Regions from separate parts of the Mus musculus genome. Here regions 1 and 2 are each linked to region 3. A link is a loop called in an ENCODE intact Hi-C map of the cell type or tissue named here. Cell type or tissue: heart. All regions are shown on one strand. Region 1 holds the start of Rcan2 (regulator of calcineurin 2). Region 2 overlaps Gm34773 (a long non-coding RNA gene). Region 3 holds the start of Gm41581 (a long non-coding RNA gene).

What was found. Peaks named below come from ENCODE experiments on the same cell type or tissue, not always from the same donor. Only the 100,000 strongest peaks of a DNase experiment are listed, where the experiment ranks them.
Region 1: it touches region 3 in a loop (1.9-fold over the local background); 5 of 42 quality-filtered maps call a loop at or near these places.
Region 2: a loop joins it to region 3, with 2.6 times the contacts of the local background. A loop is called at or near these places in 5 of 42 quality-filtered maps.

The regions. Positions count from the first base shown.
Region 1 is chr17:43,798,889-43,802,888 of GRCm38, forward strand. Rcan2 (regulator of calcineurin 2) reads left to right here and starts at 2,963. Exons shown (of 5, transcript NM_207649.1): 1 at 2,963-3,208. It overlaps Gm34773 (a long non-coding RNA gene), which reads right to left and starts at 1,495. Exons shown (of 3, transcript XR_385586.2): 1 at 1,083-1,495. In heart, CTCF peaks have their summits at 2,386 and 3,372; DNase peaks (open chromatin) are centred at 2,403, 2,923 and 3,723; H3K4me3 peaks cover 1,864 bases; H3K27ac peaks cover 1,738 bases; H3K27me3 peaks cover 618 bases.
Region 2 is chr17:43,792,682-43,796,681 of GRCm38, forward strand. It overlaps Gm34773 (a long non-coding RNA gene), which reads right to left. Exons shown (of 3, transcript XR_385586.2): 2 at 2,160-2,253. Among named protein-coding and RNA genes, the nearest start is that of Gm34773, 5.7 kb to the right of the region's middle. In heart, a CTCF peak has its summit at 2,253; a DNase peak (open chromatin) is centred at 2,400.
Region 3 is chr17:43,742,262-43,746,261 of GRCm38, forward strand. The region is part of intron 10 of Cyp39a1 (cytochrome P450, family 39, subfamily a, polypeptide 1); the gene reads left to right. It overlaps Gm41581 (a long non-coding RNA gene), which reads right to left and starts at 2,432. Exons shown (of 3, transcript XR_876800.2): 1 at 2,263-2,432. In heart, no CTCF peak of the experiment used is centred here; a DNase peak (open chromatin) is centred at 2,370; H3K27ac peaks cover 1,970 bases.

The sequences.
Region 1 (4,000 bases), 57 kb after region 3:
CCTCAGGCTTGGCAGCAGACACCGTTACCTACTGAGCTGACACACTGGCTCAGCCTTTACATAATTTCTATGGGTTGATATTTTGTATCAACCTAATAAGGTTACAGGTTGAGTTCATGAGTTAATATCCAAAGTGATTTTCATAAAGCCTAGCATATAGGTTGTGCTCAGTAAATTCTAACAAATAGAACTTAGGATCTTACTGTCAACGGTTCATGTTAGCTGCCCATGAATCTTACTCCTGCTCTACAAAATATATTCCAAGTCAGCCCCCACAGATCCTTTCACTCTAATCATTACCATTAACTTTACTCGTGGTAATAGATCTACTTCTTAAAAATGAACCAAATGAAGACAGTCTTGTCTCTTGGCCTTTGCCTTCCACTCAACACACAATCACACAGTCAACTGGCAATGCAAACTTTGCCTCTGTGGCAAAAGCTGAAGTATGAGGATGTGACAACTTAAGGAAATAATCTAGAAAAGTAAAAGGATCTGTATCTGGGTGGTAGGCGAATGGCCATGGTGATCTTTTCATAGTGATGTAAAGTGATCACTGGATGCCAGCCAAAGAGCATTTACATGTATGGTTTCCTTTAAACTGATCATTAACCTTGAGTCTTCTAGGATGGGAGATGGCTCAGTGCTTCACAAGCATGAGGGCTTGAGTTTAAACCCCAGAACCCAAGGAGACCTCATTAGCAGCCCCACTACATCTACAGTGAGATGGGAGGCAGAGACAAGGACATCCCAGGAAAGTTGGCCAGCCTGGCACACACAGAGGAACAAAAGAAACCCTGTCTCAAACAAGGTAGGCAGTGAAGACCGCCTTAGGTGGTCCTTTGTCATACACACATGGAACACTGTACATGTGAACCCACATTAGCACATAGCACACAGGGATAAAAATGTATTTCTCTCATTTTCCAAAACTTTAACAAAAATATATTCTGCAACCAAAAACTTTGTTTTATGTAAATATAGACTCACAAAAATGGACCTCCTTGTGATCAAAGTCAACACACGGTGAGTCTAAGAATTGCTACCTTGAAATTTTGTTGAAAGCCTTGAAGCTATATTACCTGAAAAGCCGAAGTTCCAGGTGCACCAGACGTGATGGCTATCTTCCTAGGTTTCAAAAATAGTTAGTTGGAAGAGGAATGGGGCTTGATTTCCATGATGACTTTCAGATGTGAGCTATAGCCTGTACGAGAAAATTCTAGAGATGTTTTTGCTCCATATAAGAAGGTCCTTTCAAAAAGAAATTTCTCTCCGAACTTGCAATTCTGTCAAATTAACAAACATGTAGAATGTGCATGCCCAAAGCGTGATGACATCGAAGGTCATTTTCAACTCTGAAATGTTTATTTAATTCTGTGCTTATATTTAATGCAGATTAAGCGGATAGAAGAGCTAAGCACCCCCCCTCTCTCAGACAGACACACAGAGACAGACAGAAAAACAGGCACACAGAGGCAGCAAGACACTCAGATACACAGAAAGGAGAGAGAGAGAGAGAGAGAGAGAGAGAGAGAGAGAGAGAGAGAGAGAGAGCGCGAGCGAGAGCGAGAGAGCCAAAAGATATACACAGAGACAGAGTCAGAGACAGACACACACACACACACACAGAGGCACACACAGAGGAAGGGAGGGAGAGAGAGAGAGTAGGCAGCAAGATACACACAGAGACAGAGAGTCAGAGATAGGCACACACACACAGAGACACACACAGAGGGAGGGAGGGAAGGAGGGAGGGTGGGAGGAAGAGAGAAAGAGAGAGAGAGGGAGAGAGAAGAGAAGAGAAGAGAAGAGAAGAGAAGAGAAGAGAAGAGAACTATTACTTCAATGCAGTTTTAATACTGTTATTAAGAACCAACCAAGTGGATGCAGGAAAAGGTTCAAGTATACAACAGTGAGAAAGGCGACATGACACAAAACTTATTCCTATCTGCCATTCTATCTGCTTTGAGGTTGGTCTCCTCTATCCTTCAGTTTCCACGGTCTCCAAACGCTAATCATTTTGTGTCATTGAGGTACTCTTGCCATGAGATTCAGTCCTGTCCCCGTCTGTGCCACCACAAGTCACAGGCTTCCTTGTTCTTGAGCTGCATAATTTTGCACAGTCTTCAGAATGGGTTCATTTGGTTGAGAAGTAAATCCTCCCTGTATTGTTCCACCTCCGACACGCCCCTTCCCCTTTACCTTGTATAAATACTAGTCTCCCTTTTCCTAGGGACCCAAAGTCTTACACATTAGGAATCCTTGAACACCCAAGTCCTTCTTTCTCTCCCCCAGGTCTGGTGGTTGTGAGTCTTTCCTGGCAAAACTGTGAAACCGGCACAGGGCACCTTCAATGGTGTGGGCAGGGCTCACTCACAGCCCCAGCCAGAGGGCGCCAGCACCCACCAAGCATAGTCGCTCTTGAGCACTCAAGAGTGGCTTCCAGACAGTTCCTTAGTTAGCCAGAGGTCGACCTGTGAGAAAACAACCCCCTAGTTCTACGGACCCACAGTTTCTTCTCTGTCCTTTTATTTTTTAGTATCCTTGTATGCAGATGCTTCGCTCCAAGAGCGATCTCACCCCTCTTTGACCCTCAAAAAAAAAAAAAAAAAGTCCTCAACGGGGGATGGGGGAGATGACCCGGGAGCCTCTTCTTTGGAAAGGCATTGCCTTTGGGGACAGGCTCCTGTGTCAGGTTCCTGCAAAGGGTCCAGCTCGCCTGAGATCGCAAAGGAGGGGTGTGCAGCTGAGCGCCGGGTGGAAGCCCAGGAGGTGGAGGTGGGTGAGGGACCCAGAAGGGCGACTGGTCAGGAGGGAGGCGACCAAAGGAGGCCAGTCAGGGGCTTTGGCTTCCCTGGGGTCTGATTGGAGGTTGGCCCGATGAGTCGGAGCTGGGGGCGCGCCCATCTCCACTGGCTTGGTCGAGAGCCGCCGGCTCGGCCCCTCCCCGGAGCCGCTTTGTCCCGGGTGACGGCGGTGGAGGTTGCGGGAGCACCAGCAGGAGGCACAGCCCGGGTGACCCCACGACCCGGAGAGCGGGAGGCGGCGCTCAGTGCGCACGGCTCCACGCCCAGGCCCGCGGGCTCCGCGCTCGCCCCGGCCGTCAGGTGAACAGGCAGAGCCGCGCCCGCAGCCTGCTGCCCCGAGGACCCCCGAGCCGCTGCCACTGTCACCGCCGCCACAGCGGCGCATCGCAGACGTCCTGCAGGTCGGTTACGTAACGGCGCAGGCCCCATCGACCCTGTCCCCTGTCCCACCAGGGCTGAACACCTGGGTGCCAGGGGACCCGGACAATGGGAATCAAGCATTGCTGGGCTCAGGGGCAGGGCTGGAGAGATCTTCTCTCCTGGCCAGTCCCCAAAGCATCCCCAGAGACAGGTTTCCCATGACCCCCTCTAGGAGGCGCTAGTCTCCAAAAGCCCCCTCCCCATCCTACTGGCCAAGGGTCCACCTTCCCAGGTGCAGCAGCAGGTGTATAGGGACTTGGAGGATCCAGAATAACTCCAGTGTCCCCGGGATTTGGGCTTAGAGGAGTTAGGGGTGTCCAGCAAAGCAGTGAGTAAAGGAAAAAAAATGAGGAGACCCCTGTCTTCCCAAGCTTTACCAAATTTTTTAGGGAGAGGCAAAGGGGCTTTCGGGCACAGCGGGCTGAGAATTGTCCTGCCTGGGCTTAGCCGGCTTGGGTCATCTAAAAATAACTTCAAGTTTGAAAAGTGACATGGACAGGAGCGCGGTGTGCCGGGTTCGTCGTGCCTGTGGGGTGTTTCTCTCCAGAAGTCATCAGAGGGGACAAGGCAGTCTCAGCTACCTGATTCCTCTCGGCTGCCTCTACATCTCGCTGGTTGCCAGGGTGCCTCGATTTGACTTGTGGTTAATGATTTATTCTTCAAGGCCTTGCTGTTTGTCCTTTTTTTTTTTTCTTTTTTCCTTTCTTTCTTATCCCTGATGGATTCAACAAGACTGCATACTTTGGCACGTTTTGTTTCTTATATTGGGATAG
Region 2 (4,000 bases), 50 kb after region 3:
AAATCCCCCTATCCCATCCCCCTGCTTCCCAACCCACCCACTCCCATTCCTGGTCTGGCATTCCCCTATACTGGTACATAGAACCTTCACAGAACCAAGGGCCTCTCCTCCCATTGATGACCTACTAGGCCATCCTCTGCTACACATGCAGCTAGAACCACAAGTCCCACCATGTGCTATCTTTGATTGGTGGTTTAGTTCCAAGGAGCTCGGGGTGGGGGTACTGGTTAGTTCATATTGATGTTTCTCCTCTGGGGCTTCAGACCCCTTCAGCTCACTGGGTACTTTCTCTAGCTCCTTCATTGGGGACCTTGTGCTCTGTCCACTGGATGACTGTGAGCATCCACTTTTTTTTTTTTTAAATGTGGGTTTGAGGATCAAACTCAAGTACTCAGGCTTCTAAAGCAAACACTTTACTGACTGAGCCAACCCCTATCCTTGCATTAATGTAAAAAAGAAATACTCTGTTCTTGAACTGTCTCACAGAGTACACGAGGGGTAGGATTTTATAATCTAACTATATTTTTTTAATCTCTCCAGAAAATCCCAGGAGAGACGGTTTTGAATCAAGATATCCATTGGTTCCCTAACTATTTCATTCACTTATTCAATCTTTCTTCATACACCAAAGCTATTTGTGGCACAGGTGTGGGGAGACGAGGACAGAAAAACACAAAATCAGGAGTGTCATATGAAGACATATGACACACAGAGCTGATGCTACTGACTGGCAGGATTTGGGGGATGGGAGTTAGAGAGGCTTCACAGGTGAGTTTATAAGAGTGAAATCTATTGAGTGGCAGTGGAGCCATGTCCGGTGCAAGACGACCTGGATTCAAACCACTTATGACCTGAGGACCTTTACCACGTAGCTTATTCTTTCTATGTTTCAGTTTGGGCAACGGGAAAGTTGGCGCAAGCTGGGTTACTGTCTTGGAGGGCAGTTGGGCACAATAAGAGTGTTGATGTAGGTCAAGTGCTTCGCTGAGTTCCTACATTGGGGAACTACTATCGACATGAACAGTGCTGACGCAGGTAACGCACTTGGAGGAGTGGCTTAAACCTTAGCCTGCACTAGGATCTTCTGTAAACTGCATGAAATTATTCAAGGTTTTAGGTCCCACTCCAAATTTCTAAGAGCCAATCGATGGAAAAAATGGGCCAAGGAATGTCTAACTACTTCCTGTGCAACAGTTGCCTAGCATGGAAGATTAAAAGTAGAAACTTAGAGGCTAGAGAGACATCTCAGCAGTTCAAAGTGCCTTTTGCTCTTCCTGAGGACCCCACAGTTCCCAGTACCTACATCAGGCAGCTTAAAACCACTCCTATTTCCACCTCAGGGAAGGGGGGTAGTTTAGGTTTCTGTGGCACCTCTGGAATCTGCACTCATATTCACACAAGACACACAGATACACACTCATACACACAATTCAAAACGGTGGAATTAATGTCTTTTAAACAGAAAGAAGGATGATCCAGGATCAGGGAGAAACTGGTGGAGTCAGCATGGGTGGTGGCTACCAGCCCCATTCAAGATCAGATGCTCTTTGAAAGAAACCAAATAGGAGGTCCCAATATCACTCAATAGCACCTTAGCTCAAATTGATTGGTCAGAGTCATCTGTCACTAGTTCCATCCTGATGGCCCCAATAGATTGGTCTATCTCCTTTAGAAACCTACCATGACTCATCGGAACCAGTGGCTATTTACTCCTGTCACCCAGATTCTTATGAGAGGACGACCTCACCATAGGATTCGCGGTTCTCCAATCACACCTGGAACCCTCTGCTGGTATCTGTACACTCCCAAACCCAACACACATGAAATTTTCATTTGCAGACATTCAGATATACGGTACCATGATCTGAAGAGATGGCTTGGAGGTTGAGAGCACTTGCTGATCTTGCAGAGGAGCCAGGTTCAGTTCCCAATATTGACTACAGGCAGCTTACAAACACCTGTAACTCCAGCTCTGGAGGATGGGACACCTCTGGCTTCTGCTGGCACCTGCCTTCATGCACACACATTCCCCACCCCTGATTCAGACACAATCATATCCATAATCAAAAAATTTAAAAAAATCTTTAAAATACAATAAAAAGGGGTGACATAATTTGTGAAGTAAAGGACCTTTAGAAAGCAAATCACAACTCACATACTTCTGGGCTTTGTGAATTTTCCCCTTGTGTAAACCAGGAAGTCCACACATTTCAGCTTAAGAAACATCTGCTGAGCTGCAGTTCCTTGTGCATCCTGTTTCATGAAGGAGGAAACACAGGTCAGTTGGACTACTTCTCACTGTTTCTGGCATTGTCAACTACTGGCATGTTAACTACAACTTTACATGCTCTGGAGTCCACCCCAGAGCCAAGTCAGATTCAATATGAGCACCAGTGGCTTTTATCCCAGTGTGGCAAGCGTGGGGTCACTGTGAAGGCTGATGTGACTATTTTGAGCATGGCACAAGGTTGCAAATGGAAAAAGAGAAATCAGAGACAGCCAGTTTTCCTTTGCTGTCTGAACAATGATGTGGATGTCCCTTGCCACAGCAAAGAGTTGTACTGTGGTGGAGGGAAAGGGGTCTCACTGACTGCTGCATCAGGAGGGGGAGGAGAAAGGGAGGGGGAAGAGGAAGAGGGGAGGAGTGGAGGAGGGAAGGAAGGAGAAGAGGATGGGGAAGGGGGAGAGGGAAAAGGAAGAGGAAGGAAAAGGAAGGGAAGAGAACAGGAGGGAAGGGAAGGGAAAAGGAGGGAAGGGAAGGGAACAAGAGGGAAGGGAAGGGAACAGGAGGTAAAGGGGGGAGGGGAAAGAAAGGGAGGGGAGGGGAGGGGAGGGGAGGGGAAGGTAGTGCAGGGCAGCACAGGGCAGGGCAGGGTAGGGTAGGGCGGACATTAGGATATGAAAAAAAAAAAACCCATGCAACAGTAGAAAACGTTCTGGCAGGTAGAATTTGCAGACAGAGACCCCATGGCTGTGTCTTTCTATGAAGGCAAAAATAACTTCTGTTTTGCTTTTGCCTTCTTGCCATGCAGATAATATTTCCTAACAAACTAATGAGTACTGTGTTCTACAGTGTTCAGTCTGGAGCAAAGAAGTGCCTGAAGACTTAACTCTCCCCTACATCACTTAAGATGAATCCACGTGCCTTGGGAAGTCCTTCTTCCGTATGTCCTCTTATTGTGATGCCTGGCTGTCCCCTTCAGGTGTTTCTTCTGACATAAGACAGTGAGCAACAAATCCAACTTGACCAGAGTCCTAGTTTCCTCTCTGTTACTATGGCAATATCCTCAGGTCACAAGCATCTTAGGAGAGGAAAGGGTTCACTGTTGCTTACAGGTGACAATGTGTCACCAAGAGAAGTCAGAGTAGACACTTGAAGCAGATGCCATGGAGGAATGCTGCTTGTTGGTTGGCTTACAGGCCAGCTTATACTCAGTTATCTTTTTTTATAAGGTTGGAGAGCAACTGCCTAGGGATTGTAACACCCATGGTGGGCTATGCCCTTCTATTTGGCAAGGTCTACAGTTCAGTCTTTTTTCCCGGATGACTCTAGGCTGTGTTAAATGTCTAAATAAAGCTAATCAGAGCCATCTCCTGCTTTTAGTTGTTGGCACATACTAGAAATTTATTGAGTTGTTAGAAACAAGCTTGTCTTTCTGGTTATTAATTTACTTATTTATTTAGCAGGGATAATGTGTGTTTTCCTCCACTTGTGATGTCCAAAAAAGTCACTAGAGCAGTTGAGGACAATCAAAAGTTTCCAAAAGGATCGTTCTCCCTGCTCTCTGGTTGTGTGATGTCTCCCTGCCTTTGCACCCTACGCTCAGTATTTCCTTCATGTTCCTTTCCACAGACTGACTAGAAGTATAATATGAGGGTGAGTTGCTAGCTTCATTTCTGGGATAGTTTGATGTAGCAAATGATACAGGGGTAATGGGGGTAGGAAGATGGCTTAGCAAAGTGCAAACAATGAGGACCTGAGTTTGATTGTCTAGGTGCC
Region 3 (4,000 bases):
TCAATGAGTCCTTGAGAATTCAAACTGATCCTTCCCAAGATTATCCCTCCTGTCCCTGAGGGCAAAGGACCATAAACTCCAGTAGTTACTTTGTAACACTGAATTTTAGGGGATAGAGTAAGATGTTTACCTGTGGACAAGTCTAGAGCCTGCAATATCCTGCTTTAAATCTTTAATACCAAGTAGACATTTTTTCCACCTGCTTGTCACTCTGTGGCTGAAACAGCTCATACTTTTTGCTGTAGGGCTTCAAGGTAGGCCCCCAAGGCCATTTCCCAGCGGTAAGAAATTTCCTTGCATATTTCTTTTGGGCCTACACTCATTGGCCCAAATGGCCCTTGCCACATTACCCAAACACCCCTGGAAACCTAGGCTTTCCTTTTTGTTTATAGAAAATAAGAAAACATCTTGCCCTTAGGGATACCTTTTTTTCACAGTTTTGTTGCAAATGGCCATATTTCCCACAATTGAAGCACCAGACATTTTGATGTTGGAGAGTTCTAGCTATAGCTTGACTGATTATATTAGCATGGTACACATTAGAATCAATATCAATCGTATCCCTTATTCAGTTGTCCCCTTTTTTCTTCATTTCAGCCAATTTTTTTGTTTCTTAGGCCCTTTCATTCCTACCCACAGTTATTTCAACTTCTCAGCCACTCTTCCAACCTTTTTTGAAATAGAATATACAGACAAGAAAAAGAAGAAAAAACAAAAACAAAAAACAAAAACCAGAAAATTTCCTCTGAGAGCAAAGCCAGGGATATCCCAGTGACAGCAGCCACAATAAATTTTTTGCTAGGGTCTTATACCTATTCCTTGGACCCCTGCCATTTTCTCTATGGCATTTGAAATCAAATTTCCCATTTTTATTTTATCAAGCCCACAGTTGGATACCACTTATAGCAGGTCTTGATACCTGGTGGGTTATTCTTTTTCCCACTCTTTATCCCCCTGCTTTCACCCCCTATCTCTGAATTTAATTTTTTTCTTCTTATCGTTTGTTAGTATCAGCACATCTCAAGCTTTTTGAAAACACGGAGAGAGAGAATTTCCTAATTGGTTCGACAGGTCAGCACTTCCACCCTCTACACCACACAAAGATACTACAAAGCAAATAGCAGACAGATCAACATTTCTTATGAATAATTGGTATGAAAAATCTGGAGTGATGACTCAGAGGTTAAGGTCACTTATTATTCCTGAAGAGAACTCATGTTCAGTGCCCAGCACCTACATGGATACTCTCCTTACAGAGGATCCTATCCATGCCTTCTTCTGGCCTCAGCTGGCACTGCACACATGTGATGCAGACATAGATACAGGCAAAACATCCATACACAGAAATAAAAGTAATGAAAATTTAAAAAAAATCACATTCTTAAAAATAAATCTCAACCAGACTCAGAACTGTATTTAGCAGCATCCCTTGGGGTTGGCTGGACATGGTGGCACATGGCTTTAACCCCAGCAGTCGGGAAGGAGGCACAGATAGATAGACCTCTGTGAGTTCCAGGCTACCCTGGTCCATATAATAAGAACTTGTCTCAAAAAAAAAGAAAGAAAGAAAGAAAGAAAAGAAAGAAAGAAAGAAAGAAAGAGAGAGAGAGAGAAAAAAAGGAAAAGAAAAAGAAAATGAAGTCAGCAAGATGGCTCAGTGAATAAAGGCACACTCAGCAGGGACCAAACTCCAGTCCTCTGCCAGAGTAGCAAGCGTTCTTACCCTCTGCCCCATTTCTTATGCCCTTTAATCGTAGTCCTACACCATTCCTGTCTTCTGGTCTGTTATGTGATTTCCCTTACTCAGCACAAAGCGTTTACCTTTCACCCTTCCTGTTGATGCTTACTGTCATCCCCAGCCAAAAGCTTGGTGCTATGCCCACTACTGTTCCATGTGGCTTCTGAGTTATTTTTGTACGATAGTATTAAGAGGAACCTACCTTTACACCTCCCAACTTGTATTGCTTCCTTCTCTTCACCACATTGAAAGTCTAGGCTTTCAATTTCCAAATTGTGGGGTCCACACTACCAGTGGAAATACTACCTAGGAACCTGCACAAAACCCGAGTTCTTGTGTCCTATCCCAAACCTCTCGAGTCAGCAACCCAGAAGATCAAGTGCAGTAAGCTATGCCTTCCCAGTTCCCTAGAGTAGCCCGGTAAAGCCTCAGAGCCATTGAATCTGTATCCCTGCCAGATTTTTAAAAATCTTTCTCAGGAAGAAATTTCTTAGGAGGAAGAGATTATGGGGAAACGACCTCACCTTTGAACTTGAACAGCTATGCTTCAATGCATGATGTCTCTGAGGCTATGCCTGCCTGCTGCGTTCTCCAAATTCCAGGGCAAGAGCATTCTATTTTCATGAGCTGCAGCTGATAGCAACCAGGAATCCACGGCAGAGCTCCTGCTCCTGGCACCGAGGACAGTTTTCCAGCCTGCTCTGGCATGGCCTTTAATGACTTCTAGGAGGGAAAAAGAGAGGGATTGTTTGTTTGTTTGTTTGTTGTGTGTTGTGTTTCCCTCTTCAGAAGTCAGAGGGAAGCCAGATGTGGTGGTTCACATTTGTAATCCAAGAGCTCAAGAGACTGAGGAGGTTAGAGGATATCCTGGGATTACATAGGGCATTCTGGGACCCCTGGGGCTTCAGACCCACAGGAACAGCAACAACAACAACAAAAACCAACAGCAGCAATAAATGTTCACTCAAAATCAAAAGACCAGCAATGGAAGTCAGTACCTAGCACCCCCTAGGCATTCCATCTCTTTGATGTGTATCCCTATCCTCCAAGACACCTGGTGGCTGGGGTTGACTTCTACACACCCCTCCCCCACTCTGGCATCCCAGCTGCATTCTCTCCTGTGGAACCAGGTGATGGTTCACCGCCATTTCACCCAGAACCCCCCCCCCCCATGCATTCTCTTCTTTCCCCCACTTTTACTATTATACACTGATGCATTCTCCTGAAACAAGCCTGTGAATGCCACTCTCTAGGAGCCTGGCACCGTAGCTGCTGGTCAGACCCCCTTATCCTCTTAGAGCCCCTGGTTCTCCATGATCTGGCCCCAGCTGGACCTCTGTAAAGTTCTGGTTACCCCTCTCACCCCAAGGATTATCCTGCTGTCCCCTGACCCCTGTGCTCCCTGCTCCTGGTTCACTGGCTCTGAAATACCCTCAGATTCCATGCCTGCTTATTTAAAGCCTGTCCTTCCTCAAGGTCTGTCTCAAGTTTCGCCTTCAGAAATATCCTTGTCAGTGTGCTCTCCAGACCCCAGGTCTCTGCAGCATCTTCATGCCTGCCTTTCCCTTAATTCCCTCCGCCTGGTTGTTACTGTTTCCATTTCACTCCATTCAGTCTTGGCAGTGTTTGCTGGGACATCATCTTTCTCAAAGTCCCTGCAGTTACATCCGGACAAGTATTTACAATTGGAAAAAATCTACAAGTGCTAAGTATTTAAGGAATTTTCAACATGTTTGTATTTTAATGAATTTTCTTTCTAGATGTGAACTCTTGTTCCTGTAAGTGTAAAAACTGAATCTGTTATAAATAATACACCTCATTATTTTCACTGTTTTGACATTGGAAGTGTTGGGCAAATATCCTTAGCATGAGCATAGCTCAGCTGGCTTCTGAAGAACTCCGGAAAAAAAAAAAAAAAAAAAAGAAAGAAAGAAAGAAACAAACAAACAAACAAACAAACTAATGAAGTTTCTTTCCTAAAGTGCCACAGATGGTCAGATTCTAGACTTAGCCATGGAAGAAAACTCCTCATTTTAGTAAATGCCTAAAGCTTTTATTTAGCCATTGCCAAAAATTTGCCTTCAGTGGGTATTTGAGAAAAGTTCTACTAGAAATTTCAAATATTTAAATATGAGTAATTTATTTTCATATCCTTTCCTTTAGCTAAGAAAACGATGTAAAAATTTTGATCTGCTTTTATTTATACATATGTGCATGCATGTATCTGTGTGTCTGCTTACGTTCTAGCCTCTCAGAGCACAT